2 separate regions of the Homo sapiens genome follow, and region 1 is linked to region 2. The links are chromatin contacts, found by Hi-C or POLR2A ChIA-PET in ENCODE. All regions are on one chromosome and are shown on one strand. Each heading gives the region's core, a stretch centred on a gene start or an enhancer-like site at or near the end of the contact. The rest is flanking DNA. Distances are from core to core; before and after follow the strand shown.

The links. Hi-C counts contacts between places; a loop is a spot of excess contacts on that map. ChIA-PET counts read pairs that join two places held with the same protein, here RNA polymerase II (POLR2A). Pooled maps may share reads with other maps.
Region 1: a map of ascending aorta shows a loop between it and region 2 (23-fold over the local background). The contact joins the promoter of SF3A1 here to the promoter of UQCR10 in region 2. A Hi-C loop is called at or near these places in 2 of 168 maps with a recorded cell type or tissue (ascending aorta and naive thymus-derived CD4-positive, alpha-beta T cell), 3 of 37 single-sample maps with no recorded cell type and 12 of 50 pooled maps. POLR2A ChIA-PET finds 5 or more read pairs at or near these places in 3 of 52 experiments (HEK293, WTC11 and activated T-cell).

The regions. Positions count from the first base shown.
Region 1 is chr22:30,354,759-30,358,208 of GRCh38, forward strand. It overlaps SF3A1 (splicing factor 3a subunit 1), which reads right to left and starts at 2,136. Exons shown (of 16, transcript NM_005877.6): 1 at 1,972-2,136. The coding sequence starts at 2,034. CCDC157 (coiled-coil domain containing 157) reads left to right here and starts at 2,249. Exons shown (of 12, transcript NM_001017437.5): 1 at 2,249-2,374. RefSeq lists a silencer at 1,833-2,082 and an enhancer at 3,018-3,450.
Region 2 is chr22:29,765,619-29,769,206 of GRCh38, forward strand. UQCR10 (ubiquinol-cytochrome c reductase, complex III subunit X) reads left to right here and starts at 1,751. Exons shown (of 2, transcript NM_013387.4): 1 at 1,751-1,930. The coding sequence starts at 1,781. ZMAT5 (zinc finger matrin-type 5) reads right to left here and starts at 1,389. Exons shown (of 6, transcript NM_001003692.2): 1 at 1,254-1,389. RefSeq lists enhancers at 624-1,273, 1,243-1,472, 1,274-1,923, 1,833-1,882.

The DNA of each region.
Region 1 (3,450 bases), core at 886-3,385, 590 kb after region 2:
TGATAATAACGTTTATCAAGTTGGGCACAATGGCTTGCACCTATAATCCCGGTGACTCAGGAGGCTGAGGTAGGAAGATTGCTTGAGCCCAAGAATTCAAGGCTGCAGTAAGCTATGACTGCACCACTGCATTCCAGCCTGGGTGACAGAACGACACCCGGTCTCTTAAAAAAAACTTTTATCAAGCTATGAGTAGATCCCAGGTATTTTTCCCAAGCACTTTAAATATATTAACTCTTATAACCTTTAGAAGAAGCCTATAAGATTAAGTACTCTTTTTTTTTTTGAGACAGTCTCTTGCTGTCGCCCAGGCTGGAGTGCAGCGGCATGATCTTGGCTCATTGCAACTTCTGCTTCCCAGGTTCAAGCAATTCTCTCCCGAATAGTGGGGATTACAAACATGCACCACCACACCTGGCTAATTTTTTATTTTTAGTAGAGACAGTTTTGCTATGTTGGCCAGGCTGGTCTCAAACTCCTGACCTCAAGTGATCTGTCTGCCTCGGCCTCCCAAACTGCTGGAATTACAGGCGTGAGCCACTGGACCCGGCCAAGAACTCTTAATATCTCCACATTACAGATGACAAAACTGAGAGATGGAGAGCTTAATGTCCAACTGGCAGAACCAGGATTCTAACACACCACTCTGGCTGAAGAGCCTGCCTACCCCCTCTGCCCTAATCTCGGCCAGGCCTTCAGCCTCTTTGGAATAGCGTGACTGGCCTCCCCTCATAGTGATTCTCCACACGTCTGCCTACCTGAATTTCTGAAACACAAATGTCACTATTTGGCTTAAAACACTCCCTTTTCTTCCCACTGTCTACAAGGAAAAGTTCAAATCCTAAGTAAGAATCGCATCTCCTGCCACTACGCTCCTAAGTCTATGCTTCAACACTTGTTCATTTACTCTTGATCAGAGACACCGTTTGATTCACCTCGGTGTCTTTGCGCATATTATCTGGCTATTACCTTATTTTCCCCCAATGCCTGGGAAAATGCCAGGGACACACGGGCACTTAAATATTTGTGGAAAAGGCATGGCTTCTTCAGTCATGTTCCCCCCCCCCGCCCCCCTTATTCTGAACCCAAAGCAATGATCAGCGTATGTGTTCAATAAATATTTGCTGGATGAATAAAGGATGCTATTTCCCTTCCCTAGTCACCTACCTGGCAAACTCCTATTCCTTCTTCTAAAAGAAATTTACCTCTCACTCTTGTGGGCTTCCCTACCTTAATATCCCTTCTAGCCCAGCAAACAATGTTCATTAGATTTGTACCTGAAACTTCTATCACAGGGCATATCACACCATACTACAATGGTTTGTGCACATTCGAGATTGGAGAGCTTTATTAAGGGCGGGCTGGCACTGTATCATCGATGGCCATTGGGACAACAAACATTTGGTGAGCATTCTCATATGTCTGTCTTCTCGTTAGCCTGTGAGCTCCCTAGGCAGGGACCATGCCCCATTCATTCCGGTAATGTGGGAGCCTGGCACGGTGTCTGGCTTGGGGCAGACACCGAAATAGATGCTGAGAATTAACATCCAAAGATGTACCGTGCAGGCTGGGAAATTAGCCATTACTGGGGAAAGGCTGTGGCCGGCGGCCCCAACTGCTACATAAGATCAGAGGATGGGCTGGATCAGCGCCTCTCGCACTTATAAATCAATCACCTTAGGATTTTGTTCAAATGTAGATTCCTATTTAAAAGATCTACGGCGGAGACTCCACATTTCTAAGAAGCTCCCGGCTCGTGCCGACGGGGCTGCTCCGCGGACCACTTAGAGAATCCCGTTCAGGGTGGCTCATTTCGCTACCAGAACACCACCATAGCGCGGGAAGCGCGCAGCCTCTTGGGACTTGCAGTCCCTCCAAGCCCTTCATAGCGGCCGGCCGCTTATTCCTGTGCGAGTAAGGAGCGCCCAGGCCAACCCTCCGGCTGCAGGCTGAGGGGCGGGGGAGAGGTACCTGTTTGGGCTCCGTGGGCACGGGCGGCGGCGGGGGCACCGCCTGCACGGGTCCGGCCGGCATGACTGCGACGCTCAGGGCTGCCAGTCCGCCTCGGTGTCGGTGAGCGGTGCCGCCTCAAGACAGCCTCCCCGCTCGGTCAGTACGACGAGCTCGCAAGATGGCGGCGGCCGAGCGAGTTGCGGCCGCGAAGGTACGACTGGCGCACTTCCGGGACCGTCCCCTCGCCGTGACGCGCTTCCCGCCCCTCCCCGCGGGCACCGCGGCGTCCGACGCCGTTGCCAAGGCAGCGGCCTGAGCGCCCGGCTAGGGCTTTTCGGGGATCCCGGTGGCCGCAGGCGCACCGGGGGCAGTTCCGGGAGCCGACCAGACACGAAGGCTGAAGCCGCGACGCCGAAGACAGGTGAGATGTTGTACGTCACCCGCCGGACCCCCGCCGCACTCACCTCGCGGCTCCTTTACTCCACAGGCCAGTACCTCGCTCCCTTCGACCCCGCCTTCCAAGAGCCCAGCTCCCTCCCATTGGTCTCTCATTTAGGAGAGCCCCTGTCCCCTCAGGCTCACCGCCTAAGAGCCCCACTTCCCTACTCCCTTAGTCCCCCCTTTCATTTCAGACCCACATCCTCCAAGCCCCGCTTCCAAATCCTACGCCCTTAATTCGCTTTTCCCACGGAACCTGCCTTTTCTTGCTTCCATCCCCTGCCTTCCGTAGTCCCGCCCTCAAGCCCCACTGGGGGCCTCCCTCTCAAATCAAGGCTGCTGCTTTCTTTGTCTTTCTTTTTTCTTTTTTTCTGAGACAAGGTCTTGCTCTGTCACCCAGGCTGGAGTGCAGTGGCGCGATCTTGACTCTCTGCAACCTCCGCCTCCCGAGTTCAAGCGATTCTCCTGCCTCAGCCTCCCGAGTGGCTGGGACTACAGGCGCCCACCACACCCGGCTAATTTTTTTTTTTTTTTTTTTGGCATTTTTAGTAGAGACGGGGTTTCACCATGCTGGCCAGGCTGGTCTGGAACTCCTGACCTCAAATGATCCGCCCGCCTCGGCTTCCCAAAGTGTTAGGGTTACAGGCGTGAGCCACCGCGCCCGGCCAGTTTTTAAATTTTTTTTTTTGTAGGGACATGGGAGGACGTCTCCCTATGTTGCCCAGGCTGGTCTCAAACTCCTGGGGTCAAGCGATCCTCCCGCCTTGGCCTCCCAAAGTGCTGGGATTACACGCATGAGCCATCACGCAGGGCTGCTGCTTTAGGCTTCACCCCTCACTCTCACAGATGCAGCCCTGCAAGCTATGCGGCTCGCTCCCCAGAGGCCTACCTCGAATCCCGCCGGCTTCTCTCCCTCTCCTGCGATTCCCCCCTCTCTCCTTCCTCCTCTCCTCAACTCTGGAAAGCGGGGAGCTGGCTCCGAACCTGTTCCTGGACTTCAGTTTCCTCACCTGTGAAATGAGGGAGTGATAGGAAAGGTTGCTCTCTCAAGTCTTCCCC
Region 2 (3,588 bases), core at 501-3,000:
CAGCACTTTGGGAGGCCAAGATGGGAGGATCACCTGAAGTCAGGAGTTTGAGACTAGCCTGGCCAACATGGTGAAACCCTGTCTCTACTAAAAAAAAAAATTAGCCAGGCATGGTGGCAGGCGCCTGTAATCCCAGCCACTCGGGAGGCTGAAGCAGGAGAATCACTTGAACCCGGGAGGCGGAGGTTGCAGTAAGCCGAGATAGCACCACTACACTCCAGTCTGGACGACAGACCGAGACTCCATCTCAAATAAATAACCACCCATCTTCCCTCAAATGATCTACTACAATAACTTCCCCCTTGCGGTCCACTCTCCATAGACCAGCCAGGATGATGACATTAAAGTGCACATTAAATCTTGTCGCATTTCTCCTGAAAACCCTTCAATGGCCTCCTAGTGCAACTAGAAAAAGACAAGACTCCTTGGCCAGACGCGGTGGCTCACGCACCTTGGGGGGCGAGGCAGGAAGATTGCTTGAGCCCAGGAGTTGGAGACCAGCCTGGGCAACACAGTGAGACCCTGTCTCTAAAAACAAAAACCAAAGAAAACAAGACTCCGTAAGGTGGGTTCCAAGGCCAGACATGAGCTGACCGGAGTCAACCTCTTCACAGTCCACTCTACTTCTTTCCCTCAAACATCCCAGGACTGTAGCTGCCTCAAGGCCTTTGCACCAACGTTTTCCTGTTCAACTCTACTATTCATTCAGGTCTCTAGTCAAGTGTCACCCCCCAGAGCAGCTACCCAGGGTGCAATGTCACCACCACTGCCTCTCCAGTCAACCAAAGCACTATCTGTTTGCTGTACTGCATCTCCCCACCCGCCCACTCCGTAGATTGAGCGCTCTGTGAGAGCAAGGACTTTGTTCACTGCTGGGTCCCCAGAGCAGGGACCAGAACAGGCGCTGGGAAAACATCTGTTGAATGCCCCAGGTACTCCAAAGCCCTTGCTCTTTTCAATCCCAAGCAGGTTCCAAGTCTCCAGCCTTCCAAACCAGGGTTGCCCGGTGCGAAGCCCAGGGGTGAGAGGAACAGGAAGCAGGGCAGATCCGTCCCTGCCCTTAATCCAGGGTGAAGGGTTTAACCTCCAGGACAAGACTTTTGCCGCAGGCTCCAGCTCCTGGCCTAGACTTGGGGCTGGTGCAGGGGACAAGGCGAAGAGTTGAGCCAGGGTCTCGGGAACCCAGCTGCCCTCGCCCCTCTATCCACACCCTATCCCAAGAAATGGTGCGTCCCGCCGCAGGGCGTACGCACAGAGAAGGAAGTGTTCAAGTCTTCCAGTGCGGAGAAAAGAGACTAGGACTCGCCCCTCGACGTCTCGCGGAAGGTACCTGGCTCCCCGGTGGCTGCAGCTCCGGGCTCCTCCTCCTGCGTCCTCGCGTCGCGTACTGCTTGCTGGGATTCGTAGTCTCGCCTTGGCCATCAGTTCGCCCTTCCCAGAGAGCTTTGGGAATCTAAGCCGGGACTGGGCGGAGGGCGGGGAGAAGGTGATGGCGCGCGAGGGCTTCTGGGAGTTGTAGTTTGACATATTCTAACAGCCAGGAATTCTGGAGAAGAAAAATTGGGTAATAAATCTTATCAGATTATCTGGGCTGTCCTGATATGAACCTTTTGAGTTTTTTTCCTCATTCCCAGGATAGGAATACCTCTGTGGTTCAAAACACGAAGGCTGAGATTCAGAGGAACTACAAATCCCATAAAGTGTTGCACGTCTAGGGCCTTTGGGGAACGAGGTCGGCCCCAGCGCAGGCGCGGTGGCGCGAGTTGGACTGTGAAGAAACATGGCGGCCGCGACGTTGACTTCGAAATTGTACTCCCTGCTGTTCCGCAGGACCTCCACCTTCGCCCTCACCATCATCGTGGGCGTCATGTTCTTCGAGCGCGCCTTCGATCAAGGCGCGGACGCTATCTACGACCACATCAACGAGGGGGTGAGGGCCTGTGCCATCCCTGACCTTGGACCCGCCTGAGGGGTGACAGTGGAGTAGAGGTGGGATGGGACTCAGTATACTTTTACCAGGAAGGGGGTAAGGGGTAAACCGTCGGCGTCTTCTGTCTCGAGTCCGCCGTCTGTCCCCTTGGCTTGATGTGAATTCTAAAACGTTAAGCGAGGTTAATATATTTCATTTTGCAGGGGTTGTAAGTATTGCTGTGTGCCACCCTACATACCCACTTGCCCATTATCAGAAGCAAAAACTAAAGGCTAGTGAGAGCAAAGGACTTACTAGCTGCACAGGAAGCCAGGGGCAAGTCAGGGCCAGAAACGGGACCCCTGTCTCTCAGAGTTTCAAGGGCAGATTTGAGCAGGCGACGGTCGTGAAAAGGACGTTAGACACCTTAGACGCCGTGGCTGAAGTTTCAGACGGCGCTTCTGGTCCCCAAGGCTTCCCACGTAGACAGTTGGTATTAATGGTTGAGAGTGGGGGCTATGAAATCAGAAAGCCTTGGATAGGAACACTGGTCCTTGTCACTTAACTGTGGCATTAAGTTGAGCAAGTTTCTTCTCTGAACTCCGTTTTAACTGTGAGATGGAGATATTAATAGTAACCTGAGCACGATTGTGAGGATTACATGAGATGCAGGCAGGGTGCCACATGCCTGGTAGGTGGTACCACTGAAAAATAATCATTGCTTACATTCCTCAGGAGAAAGTGGAAGCATGAGGTAGGAATCGCAACACATTTTTGACTTTTATGTATCATGCACTGTGCTAGGTGCAGTGCATGCTTTATATCGCTAAATTATGACTGTGCTGGAGTAGGCCTTATACATATAGCCCTGTTCCACCACTCACTTGTGTTTTTAATTTGAGACTGTCTGACTCTGCAGCCCGGGAAGGCACTGTCCACTAGTGCTATGCTGCCTGTGACCAGTGCAACTTCCTGCCCCATATGAAAGCATTGCTACTGTCCCATCTCTTGCAAGTGGTTCTGTTAACCACTCCCATTGATCTGGAGAGACATCCAAGTATGTTGTTATAACTCACCCATTTTCCTTGTGCTTTTTTTTGTTTTGTTTTGTTTTTTTGAGACAGGATCTCACTCTGTCGCCCAGGTTGGAGTGCAGTGGCATGATCACAGCTCACTGCAGCCTTGACCTCCTGGGTTCAAGTGATCTTCCCACCTCAGCCTCCTGAGTAGCTGGGACCACAGGCATGCGCCACCACGCCCAGCTAATTTTTGTATTTTTTGTAGAGATGGGGTTTCACCATGTTGCCCAGGCTGGTCTTGAATTCCTGAGCTCAGGCAGTCCTCCTGCCTTAGCCTTCTAAAGTACTGGGATTACAGGCGTGAGCCACTGTGCTCAACCTCTTGTGCTTCTGGGAATGAGAATTTCAGCCAATTTAGGTCCCAGGAAATGTCTTAAATGGCTCATGGTGAAATATTTTGGGACTACGCACTTATAATCTCTTCAGTAATACCTGGGAGTTGAAGAACTGAGACATCTTCCAGGCTGTTTTCCTTAATAATTGTGTGTTTTGGGGCACTTCCCTCAATCTCAAACTGAATTTCCTGTGAAATTAAGATCACCCCTTTCCACTTACTTCACCTGGTGATTGAAAGCATCATAGTATTTTATAAATGCCAAG